Regions from separate parts of the Mus musculus genome. Here region 1 is linked to region 2. A link is a loop called in an ENCODE intact Hi-C map of the cell type or tissue named here. Cell type or tissue: gastrocnemius. All regions are shown on one strand.

The links. A loop is a pair of places that touch in the nucleus more often than their neighbours do. Peaks named below come from ENCODE experiments on the same cell type or tissue, not always from the same donor. Only the 100,000 strongest peaks of a DNase experiment are listed, where the experiment ranks them.
Region 1: it touches region 2 in a loop (4-fold over the local background); 10 of 42 quality-filtered maps call a loop at or near these places.

The regions. Positions count from the first base shown.
Region 1 is chr6:39,587,227-39,595,226 of GRCm38, forward strand. It overlaps Adck2 (aarF domain containing kinase 2), which reads left to right. Exons shown (of 8, transcript NM_178873.3): 8 at 143-1,543. The coding sequence ends at 283. Ndufb2 (NADH:ubiquinone oxidoreductase subunit B2) reads left to right here and starts at 5,339. Exons shown (of 4, transcript NM_001358797.1): 1 at 5,339-5,486. The coding sequence starts at 5,389. In gastrocnemius, no CTCF peak of the experiment used is centred here; DNase peaks (open chromatin) are centred at 4,916, 5,341 and 5,576; H3K4me3 peaks cover 2,535 bases; H3K27ac peaks cover 1,919 bases.
Region 2 is chr6:39,720,617-39,728,616 of GRCm38, forward strand. Braf (Braf transforming gene) reads right to left here and starts at 4,847. Exons shown (of 22, transcript NM_139294.5): 1 at 4,491-4,847. The coding sequence starts at 4,679. In gastrocnemius, no CTCF peak of the experiment used is centred here; DNase peaks (open chromatin) are centred at 3,568, 3,813, 4,458 and 4,830; H3K4me3 peaks cover 2,379 bases; H3K27ac peaks cover 1,888 bases.

The DNA.
Region 1 (8,000 bases), 130 kb before region 2:
AGTATACCCTTCTGCCTGCTGGGAGGGAGGTGGGGAGATGGGAGAATTCCATGGACAGCACAAGCGAGGCTCAGCGATGTGGTTGTCCAGGGTACTCAGCTGCGTCCGAGGTCGGAGAAGAACTGCTGTTTCTCTGTTCCAGGTAAAGCTGGAGAGCAACTTCGCCTCCATTGTGGTTGCCATCATGGTGCTGGAGGGGCTCGGCCGCTCACTGGACCCCACGCTGGACATCCTAGAGGCAGCAAAACCCTTCCTCTTCAAAGGGCCAGCATCATTCCTGTGACAGTGGCAGTGTGCACACAGTGAAGGCAGATCCTCAGGGTCTGCCCTTTGGCAGCTAAGACACCTAAAACTGGATGTGTGGCAGAGTCACCACCGCTTTCCCAGCGAGCCAGCTTCAGGGTCTGCTTAAAAACCGGGTTATTTTAGGGCATAAAGGGAGGGACGCTGGAACTGGTGCCAGGGGCACTATTTCAGGAAAAATGGTCTGTAAAAGACGACAAAATACATTTACTTATTTTGTTTTTCTGTTTTCTTCTTCTTAAAAAAGGTGTGTGTTGCATCTTGTCTGCCTGCCTGCCTGCCTGTATCTATGTGTATGTAGATACCTACTGAAGGCCAGGTGAGACCATTGTGTCCTTTGGAGTTATAGGCAGTTGTGAATGCTGGGAAATGAATTTAGGTCCTCTCAAGAGCAGCAGAGTGCTACTAACCACTGAGCTATCTCTTCAACCCTTCCTTGGTCCCTCCCTCCCTCCGTCCCTTCCTTCCTTTTTAAATTGCATGTACTTGTGTAGGAGGAGGGGCTGTGGCAATCAGAACCACAGGGATTTCTAGGGATTGGACTCAGGACTTAAGCCTGGCATCGAATGCCTTCAGTTCAGCCATCCTGCTGCCTGTTTTTCTTTTTTCTTAACCCTCACACTCTTTGGTCCTCTTTGCTGGTGGTTCTTACCCTTAGACTTAGGTTAGAAAATGCCATAAAATCCTGTAGACCACAATTTCCAATTTTTTTTTTGAAAATTATGTATGCAGTTAGGCAGTGGTGTCACACACCTTTAATCTCAGTGCTTGAGAGGCAAAGGCAGGCAGATCTTTGGGTTTGAGGCCAACTAAGTCTACAGGGTGAGTTCCAGGACAGCCTGGACCACACAGAGAAACCCTGTCTTGAAAAACCAAAAGAAAAAAAAAGTCTAGATTTGACAAAAAGTTGAAAGCCAGTTTAAGTTTTATATGGGCACTGTCAATACTAGAGAAATTTTGAAAGCACAATTGGCAATTTAATGGGTTCAAGTTATCTTGACAATTTTTAATATTTGCTAATTTCTTCCTGAATTTATTTTTCAGTGTTAAAATAATGAGGCTGGTGGTATAGCTCCACAGTGGAGGCTTAGTCCACCAGGTCTGCGGCTCCAGGTTTAATCCTCAGCACCACCTACCCCATCAGTGACTGCTGTAGAGCCAACGACTTCCTCTCTTTGTTGGTGGGGAGGGGATGCAGCAAGTCTTTAGGAAATAAAGTAAACATCATTTCTCTTTTCTCATACATCCCCTTTTGTGACTTATTAAGAAAGATGAGTGAGGGCTGGAGAGACAGTCCAGTGGCTGAATGAGGTCCTGAGTTCAATTCCCAGCACCCACATGGTGGCTCACCACCATCGATAGTAGGATCTGATGTCCTCTTCTGTCATGTATGCATACATGCAGACAGCACTCATATTCATGAGTGAATAAACGTCAGCCTACCTGTAATACTTTAATACCAGAAGAGGAGAGAGTACTAAAGGAATAGGAATTTTCCTGAGAACAAGCTCTGGGCCTTCTAATATCTTAAGTGACTTGTGCAGACGGAGGGCTTTGGTGTTCAGAGGAGAAAGATTACTTGCCCTAAATCACAAGGTTAATTGCCACAGCTGGGGTTTGGACGAGATACCTCCCAATTCCTAAGCTCTTTTTACTGTGTGTGCCTGTGATGTGTACGTGTGGGTATTGAGGTCAGAGGCGTTGGTTCTCTCCTTCCACCATGGATTCTGAGGAGGAACCAAGGCTGTAAAAATAACTTTTTTTCTTTTGTTGTAATTGTCTGGGAAGCTTACAGTCTCTGCTAACTAAGCCTAGTCCTGGAGGCTCCTGGCCTCTGTAAAATCTAATCTGGACCTAGACTGTCCTCAGCCTCTGAGACTGACTGCTGAACCAGCTCACCCTTTCTACCCTTTTCTCAACTCTGGCTGGCTGGATCAACTCAGCTGTCTGGCTCAAACTCCTCTCCAAGCTGATTTACTCAACCTGGCTTTTCTCTCGGCCTCTGAATTGCATTGCTTTGCCTCAAACTAACTCTAGCAATCGTTCCTAATCTTCTGGTTCCTTCTCATTCTCTTGCTCGTTCTGTCTTTACCTGTATTTAGCTTGTTCTCTCTTTAATCTGTCTCTGTAAAAGTCTCCCAGTAAACTGCCTCTTCCCTCTCTGTGCTGCTCTACTCTCTCAACTCTCCTGTATTCCTGCACTGCCTCTCCCTTCAGTAGCTCCCCTTCCCTCTCTCTTGTGAGAGTTGGTCATCCTCTATTCTGTCAAATCTTTCTGTGATTCATCACTTTGTCTGCCACTCAATTAGACATCACTTTTTTTTTCTTTTTTTTTTTTTTTTTTGGTTTTTCAAGACAGGGTTTCTCTGTATAGACCTGGCTGTCCTGGAACTCACTTTGTAGACCAGGCTGGCCTCGAACTCAGAAATCTGCCTGCCTCCCGAGTGCTGGGACTAAAGGCGTGTGCCACCATGCCCGGCTAGACATCACTTTCAAACATGGGTGCTTCCTTCTACAAGCTAACTTTACCTTCATTGTTTGGGATTAAAAGCGAGTACTAAGGGTGTGTCTATATTCCAACCAGAAGGATTAAATGTGTGTCCTAAGGGCTGATCCACACCACAACTAGAAATAGGTTCAAATATCCTGTAACAACCCAGGTTATTAGGTATGCATGGCCAACCTGTTTACACATGGAACATCTCACGGGTCCTTTATGGCCTCTTAGAAATATAAGCTGTGTTTGTTCTGTGGTCTTGCCTGGAGCTAGACAGCTATGTAGTTTGAGACGTGAGCTTTCCATTCACGATCTGTCTCTCTTAGTGGTTTGTACGAGTTGTTAAAAAGAGTGGTGGACAGTAGCTCAGAGAAAACCATGCCATTGACTATAAACTGGAAAGTCAACTTCCATCCATAGAATTCTACAGGTTCAGGTTTAACCCAAGGCTTGTATTTAGCAGACACAGTTTGCCAGTCAAAAGTCAGTATTTGGGAGCCAAAAGTTGGTGGGATGGAGTCAGGTTTAGAAAATGGAGGGGCTATTGTCTTTAAAAGCTTTGAGGAGCTAAAGAAAAAGATTCCTATTTAGTAAAGCCAGTGAAGTAGCTTAGCAGGTTCCAAGAATAGAGGTGTGTTCGGCCACACCTTCTGGTCTGAGTTCATGGGACCTGCATGACAAAGGAGAACCAATTCCTGCAGATTTCCTCTGACTGCGTGGATGCAGTGGCAACACACACACACACACACACACACAAATAAAATAATGGAAGCCTGGATCTCAGATGGCAGAAGAAGAGAATAATCTCTTGATTGACTGTGCTCTGATCACCACATTTATGCCATGGTACATGTGAGCCCACACATAACAACACTCAAGGTCTCCCTTGGGTTTGACTCCTAGGACAGGTTTCCTGTTACATAAAAGGGCAAAGAGGCCCACATATGGGCACAGAAGGCAAATTATCAGTCATATTTGATGCTTCCAAGTCACTAAATTCAAGTCTGGCCTTGATGAGTACTTGACTCTTGAATATGAAACATCATAGCAAATTTCTAATATGTGATGTTGGTACACTAATGTTATAACCTAAAACTGCATGTTCTTCAAATCAACCAACCCAAACCATAATGTACCAGGGAAGACCTTGTTGGAATCAATATTCTTGGTATCACACACACCCCTACCCACTAGATCATAGCGAAAGTAATCCTGCAAAGCAACATATTATTATTATTATTATTAATTTTTCTTTTGGTAAAATGTGCCATAACTTACAGTGGCCTTGCAAGCACACTAGGGCGGGAAGTTCAGTTGTTATTCTAATACAGGTGATGACTGTGTCTCATCCTATTGGTAGAGTGCGACCTCAGACTCTGCCATGGTTGGATAGTTCCTAATAGATGCAAAGGAAGGAGGGAAGGAAGGGGTCCATAGCTCTTGTCGTCAGAATGGAAGGCCTTTGTGTAAACAGGTTTTCCAGATGATTAAAATACTTGAATAATTTTACAAGGTGGAGATTATTAGAGTATTGACTGTTGGTGTGCTAGCTACTGTTTATAGAAAAAAGTCCGTTTCTCACAACCTCTTGGGGTTAGGAGTAGTCTTAGGTTTGGAGTCTATCCAGATTTCAACAGAGGCAATACTGAGAGAAAAAAGCAGGCCGAGGAAGGCGGACTATTTTAATAGCCAGTGGAGCCTTTGTTTCTTGAAGGAAATCTGAAGTGAGTGAAAAAATTAGTTTTTCTGGAAAGATGACAGTAGGCTATCCTATAGACCTAGTAACTCGGAACAGATATGTATGTCTTGTTTTATGAGGATGAGCTTGAAAATTCATATTCCCTCCCCACTAATGGCCGGAGACTGAGCGCATCTGCGCGTCTACGTGCATCTATTTGTGTTACAGCTCCCACTGCGAGTACATTTCTACGGCTGAAGTCAGGTCTCGATTTGTTGCCATCTTGGTGTTGCATCTTAACTGGACTGCCCTCATGTCCTTATTTTTCTGCTTGCTTATTACATTAATAACAAGAGGAAATGCCAAAAAACCTCGAATTGGCTAAGGCTCGAGGCGTTAGGAACTTTCCCCCATGTTCCTGGCCGACTTATTCCGAGTGTGCCGGGTTGGGTTCCTCAGGTGATTCCCGTGCCACCAGTCCAGGTTCTGAAATTTAACACCCTGGCTGATTAGTCATTCAGAACAATGCTGAAACAACGATGCTATAAAATAAACATTGCGATGTTATAAAATAAACATTGCGTGGTTCAGAAAGGGCTTAGGCCTTTAACAAGGGCCCACAGTGGCAAGAACATGCATGAAAGCACCGTCTATATGAGCCAAAGCAGGGAGCAGCAGTAAGGTCAGCCAAGAGCACCTTGCCAGGCTGTGCCACGAGGCAGCCAGGGCTCCTCCTGAAGGACGACCTATCTGCCCGTTAACCTGGAGCCTCTAAGGTCCGCCAATGGCTTGAACTTGTCCCCTGTGGCCTACCATCAGCCCGGGTAGAGACGCAGTGCGACGCAGTGACGTCACGGGCCGGGACTCGGGGAAGTGACGCATCAGGGGTGGGAACTGCAGTCTTGCTAGTATGTCTGCGCTCACCCGTCTGGTACCTTTCGGCCGCGTCGGAGGCCGCCTGCTCCGGGGCTGCCGCGCGCGGGCGGCTGGAGACAGTGGAGTCCGTCAGTGAGTGTCGGGCGGGGGCGAGGGTTCGGCCGGCTTGAACAGGCAGCGCTGCCATCCGGACGCTGTCACCTTGAAGCAGTCGCCCGGGAGGGTGCGTGAAACTCCGCTGCCGCCCGAGGCATGCTGGGTCTTGTAGTTTTGCCTGGACCGAGACTGGCCTTTTAGTCGGCTTGGTGGGCTAGAGGTGAAGGGATGGCGCAGGGTTGCGGGAGAGAGGCGTTAACTAAGACCCGAGTGATAAGAATCCAGTCCCGCACAGTCTCCCGGACTGAGCCTTCCAAGCAGCTGGCTAGTGGAGGTCCCGAGCGCATGGAGACGGGTGGAGATGGGCTCAGAGACAAGACGGGTCCAGGCAGGGCAGACACGGAGACCTTGAGTCAGTAAGGTAGTATAGTCTGTTCTTTTCACCATTAGGTACATTTTTACGATTAAAATTTGGCACTTTTTTTGAGCCTCACTGTGTAGCCTCGACTGACCTGGAACTCATTAGTGATCCTCCTGTCTCTGCTTTCGGAGTGCTGGGATTAAAGGCGTGCGCCCCCAAGTCAGTGTTTAGATTTGGCACTTTAAATCCTAGATTGGATGCTGTGTCTTACTCATTTTGCCTTCTCTCCACCCGAGATTTGTAATACTTATAGCTTTATTTTGTTGTATTGATCTGTCTCTCAGTCTCTGTCTGTCTCTGTCTCTCTGTCTCTGTCTCTCTCTCGCTCGCATATAACCTGGCAGGTTTTGTCCACCGAGATTTCTTTTAAGATCTTCATACCGTTTTGGGGATGCTTCCCGTCCAGTTTCACTACTTAGCTTGGATTTCCCTTACCTCCAACGGGGGAAGAAGGGTTCCACTATTCATCTAAGTTCCCAGCCCTTGGTTTGGGTTTTTGGGCCACAAAAGGTCCAACCCAGCAATAGTTCAGGTGGAAACTTACCTGAAGTTTGGCTTCTGGTAACTAAGTTTCAGTTTCCTTCTCGTTGATTTATTATTACTTTTCGCCCTTTCATTATGGGGCTACAGCTTGATTCAGGAGTCTAATGATAGACCACTTGTCTTGGGTCTCTGAGTCGTCAGAGTGGGATCCCTGTGAATGCCAGCTTCAGTACTGGCTTCCCAGGCATTTGTGCTCAGTTACTGATACTTTTTTTTTTTTTTTTAAGATTTATTTATTTATTATATGAAAGTACATTGTAGCTGTCTTCAGACACTTCAGAAGAGGGAGTCAGATCTCGTGTACGGATGGTTGTGAGCCACCATGTGGTTGCTGGGATTTGAACTCTGGACCTTCGGAAGAGCAGTCGGGTGCTCTTACCCACTGAGCCATCTCACCAGCCCCCCAGTTACTGATACTTGAAAAAGGACCTTTTATTTATTTCATTTTAGCATCATGTTTATTTTAATTGGGAGACCCCTCAGGGTATCTAGATTGCCACAGTGCACTTAGTCTGGCTGAAGCATGACACACAAGTGTTTATTGAGATTTTGCCTTCCTCCTTTCCTCCCCCCACCCCTTTTGGGGACAGGGTTTCTCTGTGTACCCCTGACTACCCTGGAGCTCACTTTGTAGATCAGGCTGTCTTCAAACTCGCAGAGATCTGCCTGCCTCTGCTTCCAGAGTCCTGGGATTAAAGGTGTGTGCCACTATGGTCTGGCTGCACAGGTAGATCTTGGGTAATAACTGTTAAATACAGTTGGCAAACAAGGGAATTACAGAAGCGGCTCTGCTATGTTCTTTAAGTTGTGAAGCAATGACAGCTGACAGAATGGCTAAAAGGAACAGGTGAACATGCTGTGGGGAGGCCTTGTCAGAGGACCAGGAGTTTGAGGCCAGCCTGGCCTACACAGGGAGATCCTGTCTATAAAGGACTAGAGCATGGTGATGGCATTCCTTTAATCTCAGCGTGCAGGAGGCAGAGGCAGAAGGATGATGAGTCCCTGGCCAACTTGGGCTAAATAGTGAATTCAAGGACAGCCTGGGCCACATGGCGAGGTTGCCTCGTTAAAAATCACCTCTCACACCATCGATAACTAAGATCTCATTCAGAGCCTTCCAACTGGACATGCTATCAGCTGGGCAAACACTTACACAAAAATAGATCTTTATCACCAAGACAACTTTAGCTGGTTGGAATTTCAACGGAGGGTTATGGTTTGTGTCTGTGTGTGTATATGTGTGTGTGTCACTTGGGACCAAACCCCTGTTAGGCAAGTACTATATCATCGTGCTATACCCCAAGCACAAGAGTTAGGTCTTTAGTTAATAAAATGGAAAATAAAAACAAAATTATTTAATGTTATTCGCTTGTAGGCAACATTCTTGGGCTTTGTCATCAAAATGCTTATGATCACATTTGTAAAACTGTAAGTCAGCATCTGTCACATAAAGGTGTCTTATAAAGTTCAGACAACAGCCATAAAGTCCAGCGCGGTGCACGTGGTGAATACTGAAGAGCTAGCTAGCGATCTTTCAGAATGGGAGGGAATAATAGAAACAGTCCCAGCTGGTCAACAACCACCAG
Region 2 (8,000 bases):
CTGGGGCTTTCCAGAAGAACCAGCATAGGTGAACTGGGCAAGAGGAAAGAATACGGGACTGCAAACAATTTAACTTTTGAGGAAGGCAAAATCTAGCAAGAGCTGCTGACAAAAAGGCTTATCCTAACAGGAATCCAGGAATAGGAGCAAACAAGATTTCTAAAACGAAGGGGATTATGGCAAGAGGTTCACGAAGTACTCACTTAAATCAATATTAAGTTGTCAACGAAACAAAACACATTTCTGCAGCTCTAAAGGAGAAAACACGTTTATGATTGGAGATAAAGGGGAAAGAAGAATGAGCAGGCGCTCGGCTCCATTGTGTGACTTGGTAGGTAACAAGCCTTAGAAAACACCAGAGCACAGTGAAAGCAACACGGACTTTCTTCTTTGTCACTGAGAACATGGCTTTTCAGCTGCCATTAGACTATTTGTCCTGATCGTAAAACGGTGGAGAGAAAAACAAGCAGAGTCTGATTGCTCTCGTCTGCTGTACTACTGTAATCTTTCTGGCCTCCAAACACAATTAAATCAAATCTGCAATTACATTTAAGACATTCCATAATCCAAGTGTCCAGTCCAACATTCCTTTTGGTCGACTTAAAATAGATTGCCAGCATATATAAGCAACTGATACAAGATAACTCTTTTTAAATAAAAGGGTGAATGGATGCCTAAAGGAAGGTGTTAAGTCAGGAAAAAGAAATGGGTTCAGAAAGGAAGGAACACAGCCATGCTGAAGACAGCCAAGCCACTTCATAGCTTCCCCCTCCAAAGGAAATCTTTGCATATACCTAGACAAGTATTAATAGCAACAGCTAAAATTTACTGTGCACACACACACCTTCTTACCTTAGTGAGAATACCACTTTCCAGAGGTATGATGCAATCTAACCTGGCAGGGTTCACAAAGATGTATTTTAATACAGTGGGCCTCATTATAAAGTAGATCCCATCCTAGAATATTCCCTAGCCAATGCATTATTATAATTATACAGCTTAGCCAAGGCTGGCTAAGAGATCTTGAAAACAAAAAATAATACAGTTGCAATTGCATTACAGTTTTAAGAAACTCTCTTCTCTGAAAACACAGCATGAAAGGCACAGGTAATAAATATCACACCCTTGTATCACACATTTTAAATAATACATACATTATTAACCATCTGGTAATATTATACCATGTGCCATGCCTTACCATATAGTCACAAAAAAGTACCATCAAGGAAATATAAATGGTCAGAATTAAATGCTTAACAGTAAGATTATAAGATACTGAATAAACATTTAGTAAACTCTTGTTATTTATCAGAATATTTTATTTTGGAAACCTATATAGTAATACAAATAGGCCATGAAATCTGTTTATTCTCGAACATAATTTTACATACAAATGTCTACATTCTATGTCGAAGATGCTTGATAACAGCAACTAAAAATAATAATAACCTAATGTCCAAAAAAGTTATCAGTTAAATGATACTTTATGTAGGGACACATAAGTTTTGCTGTACTATTGTTTCAAAAGTTACAAGTCTATATATAAAATGCATTGTGCAAGCACTAGTTGTAATACATGCAAATATTTATAGCAATTATATATTATGGGCACTTTTTGTACTTTTTCCCTAATTTTTCAATAATGGATATGTTTTCCTTTTGTAATTACTTTTTGGTACAGCTGAAATTTCTCTTTGACAAACTTTTTTAAACCCAGGTAAGATAAAAATGTATAATAAAATGTCATTAAACACATTCACAGATTTTCATCTTTCCATCTACTTTAGTAACTAAAGATATTCCTTTAAGTTCATAATAAAAGACAATTAATTAAAAGACCACAGGATACTTCAGTTTCCTCTGAGTTGATGTTAACTTTAAACTTGTTGGGTAGAGGGCACATGCTAGTAATTCCAGCCTTAAGAAGTGGCAGAAGGATCAGAAGTTTTAACTACAGCCTCAGCCACACAGAGTTTCTGACAAGCCTGGGCTCCACCATACTACTTTCCGGAAGAATTTATTTTGTTATGTATATTTGTCATATTTTCTCTTTTTATAGCATCATCAAACATTAAACCCTGGGAAGGGGGCAATGGGAAACATCTGCTTTTAACTAAATAAAGAATACAGTTTCAGGAGATACAAACATGCCTTCAGTTATTGGTGATTTAATTTAACTTCATCTAGCCTAGAGGTCCTCAGGCAGTGTGGTCCATGGGGATTGCCTAGAAAGTGTCAAACAGAAAGTAACAACCCTAATACTCACTACTTCAGAAAGAAGACAGGAGGGGCCAAGGTAAGGGACCCACCCCAGTGCTCTAGCTCTCCCAAGTAAATAGCAAAATCTTCCAAACAGAAATGCCAACTGTCCTAATACCCTGACGCAAAGTTCTCAAGTCAGTGTCACATCCCAGAATTATCCTTGTCTAACTCCATCCATCAACCTGCCCATACTTGGATCCTGGTCCTCACACATCTATACAGTTCAAGACAACCAAGCATGTGCAGCATAGTAAAACCCAGAGACACCTGTGCCTAGTAAGACAAAGGCATATCCGATTCCTGGAGAAAATAGACGGCAGATGTGACCCCTAGCATTTCTCCATTAAAAACAATGTATCCTAAAAATAAATTTCCATGTCAACGGAACAAAGTTGTTTATAAATAAGATGGAATGTGGAGGTGTGGGGAAGACAAGAGGAAGTGTCAGCAAGTGAAGTACCAAAAGCCAGGAAACAAGACGGAATGGATGGTAACTAGGGATAAGGGAGCTAGGAAAGGGATGAGGGAAAGAGTGTTATCCTTAGACTGGAGAAGAAGCCGAGGGAAATAAATGCAAATGGAAACTGACCTGAGCATGAATTCAAGTGGTACGTTGGAATTATTTCAAATTAAGAAATAAGAAAAAAAAAAAACTGTGAGAAATGTAGGGTGGCTCAAATGATGGTACTGAACACATTCTGGGTAGAGATGGTATCAAAAGATGGAAAACAAACATTATTGCAAACAGACTGCTAACGATAGATGGAGAGTGGAGGATGAACATCCCAAGTAAATATAATGAAGCAGGAAAAAGAACACTGTAGAGATAAGGAGGTAGTACGAGAACTGGGAAACTTAAGTAGCAAGTTTATCTTTAAACAAAATTTATCTTCAAGTAAAATCAACAGAAACAAGTCACTCTCGACAACTGTTTGTAAAATACCGTATTCTAGCCAATTGTTTGTAAGATATGGTATTGTTTATGCGATACAGTGCCCAAATGGTAAATGTAGTAAGTTTTACATACAGAGAAAAGAGAATAAATTAGGTAATTTGACAATGTAATAAGTTGAATGATACAAGGACTACCAAAAGCCAAGTACTAAAGACTGGTAAACACGAAAGATGGGACGAAAATGGGAGCGAGCCAGATCACTTAAACCCACTAAAAACAAGCTAGCACGCAAGCAAGCAAGCAAACAAACAAACAAACAAACAAACCCACGAAGGATATCAACTGAGGTGTGTATGTGCACTGAAAGACTAACCCAAACTGCCAGCAGTGCAAGGGAGCAAAGGGCCAAGTGAAACCTGATGGAATCTTGACAGCTTTGGGGTTCAGGGAGTGAATAGCTTGCAAAGTGTCCAAAAGGATTTGTGAAGATAACAACGGATTACAAGGTGACGGTGCAGTGGAATGAAGTAGAGGCACTCAAGGGGACTAGGGCAAGAGAAGAGCAAAAATGCTCTTCCGTGGAAACTAAGGTTAGAAGCAAGTAGGTACAGTTGAGAAATGAGCGGGGTGGTGGATGAGGATAGAGGTTTACGGGTCAGCAAGGGAGCACTGACAAACAGTATTATTCGGGGATCAGAGACCAGGATGGGAAAAGCTTCGGAACAGTAAAATTTGGGGCTGAAAAAGTAAAGACTACACCAAAAAAAAAAATCATCCCCTGGGCAAAAACCGGTCAAAAGAAAAATCCCCCAAACAAGTAGCAAAGTGGGAAGGGGACAAGGGCCTGCAAAGGGAAGATAGTGAGGAGAGTGGAAAGATGCGCTCCGTCATCCCCAGGATCAGGGAGTAATCGCACACGGCGGTTCCTAGGGCTAGGGGACCAAGGGGTACTGCCCTGGCCACTAAGCTCCATCCTCGACGCCGTCCCTGCCGGCTAGCAAAAAGGAAAACATCTCAGGGATGCAGGGCTGGAAGCCTCAGCCAGGCGTGACCTTCTCCAACCCAGAGTTTCGCCCCCTCTGAAAAGGCTCCAGCTCTGCCCCCACTGCCCCAATCCCATCTGGGTGGGGGCCGGGGAACCCCCCTGGGCCATCGTGTGTGTTTACGTAGCGAGGAGCTACAAGACAGAGGGGGACACTCGGCCGATAACCACCTCCCCGCCGGCTACCAAGCACTGCCGGGGCTCCTTCTGCTGCCTCGGTCCCTCGCATAAACACTGGCCCGCCGAGCCCCTGACGCGCGAGCACTGGGGGGGGATGGCGCCGCCACTCACCTCTTCAGGAATGGCCGGGTCCGCAGCCGAAGAGGCCGCGGCGCCAGCGCCGGCCTCCGGCTCCATGTCGCCATTGAACAGAGCCTGGCCCTGCTCGGCGCCGCCGCCGCCGTCGCCACCGCCACCGCCGCCGCCACCGCCGCCGCCGCCACCGCTGCTGCTGCCACCGCCGCCACTCAGCGCCGCCATCTTCGAAGCGCGAGCCGGGCCGAGCGGCCGCCGCGGGGCGGGGAGGGGGAAGGGAGGCGCAGGGCGGGCGGAGGCGGGCGCGGAGGCGCGGGGGGCGTGGGCGGAGCGGCCGGGGCGGAGGCCACCTCTGGAACCCGCCGGCGGCCCCGGCGCAGCCGAGCCTGAGGGGATTTGGGGGGGGGAGGGGGCGGAGACGACGAGGAGTCGCCGCGGCAACGGCGTCACCCGCATGTCACGGTCGTGACGTCACCTGGGTGCGTGACGTCATCCGAGGAGCACCCTCGCGCCGCTGTCGCCAGGGGAGTGTTCCTTCTCCTCCAACCACCCTCGCGCTCACACGTTTCTACCCGCACAGTTTCCATGGCTCCGGCTTCCTATTTTTTCTCAGCCTGTTCTGTCATGTGGGATTTACTAGAAGAGCAGGGGGTGGTGTTTTAAAGAAGTTAAAATCCTAGAGGGAAGAAGGCCGGAAAGTCTGTAGTACTTATTACTGCCGTTACAAAGAAGCTCTGGGTGTCATAAAAATAAGACCTTAAACGCCAAGGTTGAAACATCAGCCAAGCCAAATTTCATAGAACTGTCTTGGAGCAGCTAAATTCTCAGTATGGTGTTTGTATCCTGTCCCTAAAGGACTTGATCTGTTGAAGTATAAATGAAAATCTAAAGCTGGTCTTCAGGGTATTTATTGCCTAGTTTCAGTCATTTACTATCAATTGGCTCCTTCCATGCACTAGGACCTGAGGAGAACACATGACCATTTTAGACATCTTATGCATCATAGCTAATTTTTATTCCAAAGAAAATAATTTAAAATATTTTGTAGATCCTGACTGATCCAAGGCATTCTCTTCAAACTGTATATGAAAAAAAGAATTGGGAGAAGAGAATTAAATCATCTCAGAGAAGCCCAAGTTGCAGAAATTAAACCCAATTTCTTTATGTAAATTACATGGTTAAAGTACGTTTAACCAAAGAAGGAAATAATGGAGAGAGGAAGTGTGTTAAGAAAAAGAGAAAACAGGAGTGAAAAACAGAAGCTACCAACACTATTCAGGAATTTCCAGTTTAACTCTTGAGTTGAGTTGTCTGTGTGTCTGTGTGTGCACTTCTATTAATGGAAAGGGGGATGGTCGCCACCAACCTCTTTATTGCATTTAGGATGAGTTGAAAGGTAGAAAGCTTCTGACAATAGGATGTCTGCCTATTTGGTCTGATCAGCACAGGCCCGGCAACTGATGCTTTGCTTCAAGGTAAGCAGTGCACGTGTGGCTGCTTGGTGAATCAAAGCATTACGTTCTTGTGTATTGAAAAAAAATGCCACCAATCAAATAGCTATTCTGTGTTTGCCAATGACATTGTACATTCTCTTCCAAGCAGGGACATTCCCCTGAGAGCTACATTTAAGTCAGAAGATGATCTGACAGATTCGAGTGAAGGAGATGATCACAGATAGAGACTATATTATCAAGCTATGCTAGTTTAAGGCAGTTTTTAAAAACCATAAATACATAATGTCTAAGCATACTAAAATAGGGCCAACAACCAGGCAAGGGACACTTCCTCCTTGATTTTGTCTGAAACACAACTGTTGGGGTTTTGGGGTATTGTTGTTGTTTGTTGTTGTTGTTTAGTCCCTAACTGTCCAGGTTTACTTTAGGAAATTATTCCCTAAGAATGTATCATTATAACATTTTTTTTTACAACATTAAAATTTCTAAGACATTTCTCTTTTGTTTTGTTTGAGACAGGGTTTCTCTGTGTAACAGCGCTTGGCTGTCCTGGAACTTGATTCCCAGAGATCTGACTACCTCTGCTTCCTGAGTGCTGGGATCAAAGGCATGTACCCCCATGCCCTGCCTCTAAGACATTTTCCATGGTTCCATTTTAAACAACATCCTTATCAGCATCAGTCTATACAGTGATCACGTCTTATGTGATTATTTCTTCACAGGATGGCTGGCCTCATCCATTTAAGATGGATTCTGTTAGTTTCCACTCATTCAATTTTTTTTCCTTGTGTGTTGGTTAGTTTTGTTAACTAATGGTGTTCCTGCTGTATGTGTGTGTGTGTTTCCTCACCCTCAGTAAAGGCCTTTCTTCAACTGCTGATCCTGTCTGCTCCTGCTGGCTATGTTTGAGATTTCTCCACTGCTACCAGACAAGCTTAAGATCTTTCCTGCCTTTTACTCTTTAACTGGCAGAGAAAAGTAAATAAAGACCCCGATTGTTAACATTTTTGAGACCTTGTCCAGGATTTCTGGTCCAGGACCACCAACTCATCAAAGTTGTCACTTAGATGCTGATGTCTAGTGACTTTAACAAATAGAATCTGCATGTCACTCAGATTTGGCCTATGTAGCCCACTTCCATTGGACATTACCTCTGGTACGTGGGCAGAGATGTCTACTGCTGATGATACATCTCTCATGTGACACTTCAAGAATACATACTACCAGCTGAGCACTGGTGGCACATCCCTTTAAACCCCAGCACTCAGGAGGCAGAGCCAAGTGACCTCTCTAAATCAGAGGTTGGTCTGGCCTACAGATTGAGTTCCAGGACAGCCAGGGCTATACAGAGAAACCCTGTCTCAAACAAGACAAAACAAAACAAAAACAAGAAACAAACAAACAAAAAGAATATACAGTATTGCCAAAGGCTGTTTTAGGTTCTAGATCATTGCCAGTGGTTAAGTTTTATCCTGAGCCCTTAGGTCAGGCCTCCTCTGAGGCACTTTGACTGTTGCCCCTCAATTCTCATCCCTTTGGTCAGCTCAAAGCAAGTGAGAAGCCTGTCCCCCAAACCCCTAACAGCAGTTAGGGTGACCTTTCAAAGGACAGCATGAAGGACTAGGAGTTAGACAGAGTCCTTGGTAGGCAGACATATAGGGAGAAGGGCCATGACTAAGTAATAAAGATGTTGAACTTTCAAGATGGCTGGCTTCTTCCTCCTCGCCCTTCTGACCTGAGACAAAAGCATCACAGCTTAAAACAAAGGCCTTGTGGGCCTTTCTCCTGCCAGCATGCCCCACTGCGGATGGACTGGTTTAACAAGTTCAAGGCCAGATCTGGACAGGTTTACACAATAGATGTGGGCCAATCAGCCGCCCCTGTCTTTCTGCAAACTGACCAGCCCTAAGACCTTTCCGAAACTTGAAAAGCCTGAGACCTGAAGAAGACATGGATTTTCAGCTTCTCGAGCCTGGGATCAGTTTTGTGTAAGACATTTTTCTCTATACCTGCTACATATATTTGTCTACTTCCTCTAATAAAAGCTGTTCTTCCTCTGCAATAATACATAATTCGTAAATAATAGCCAGGC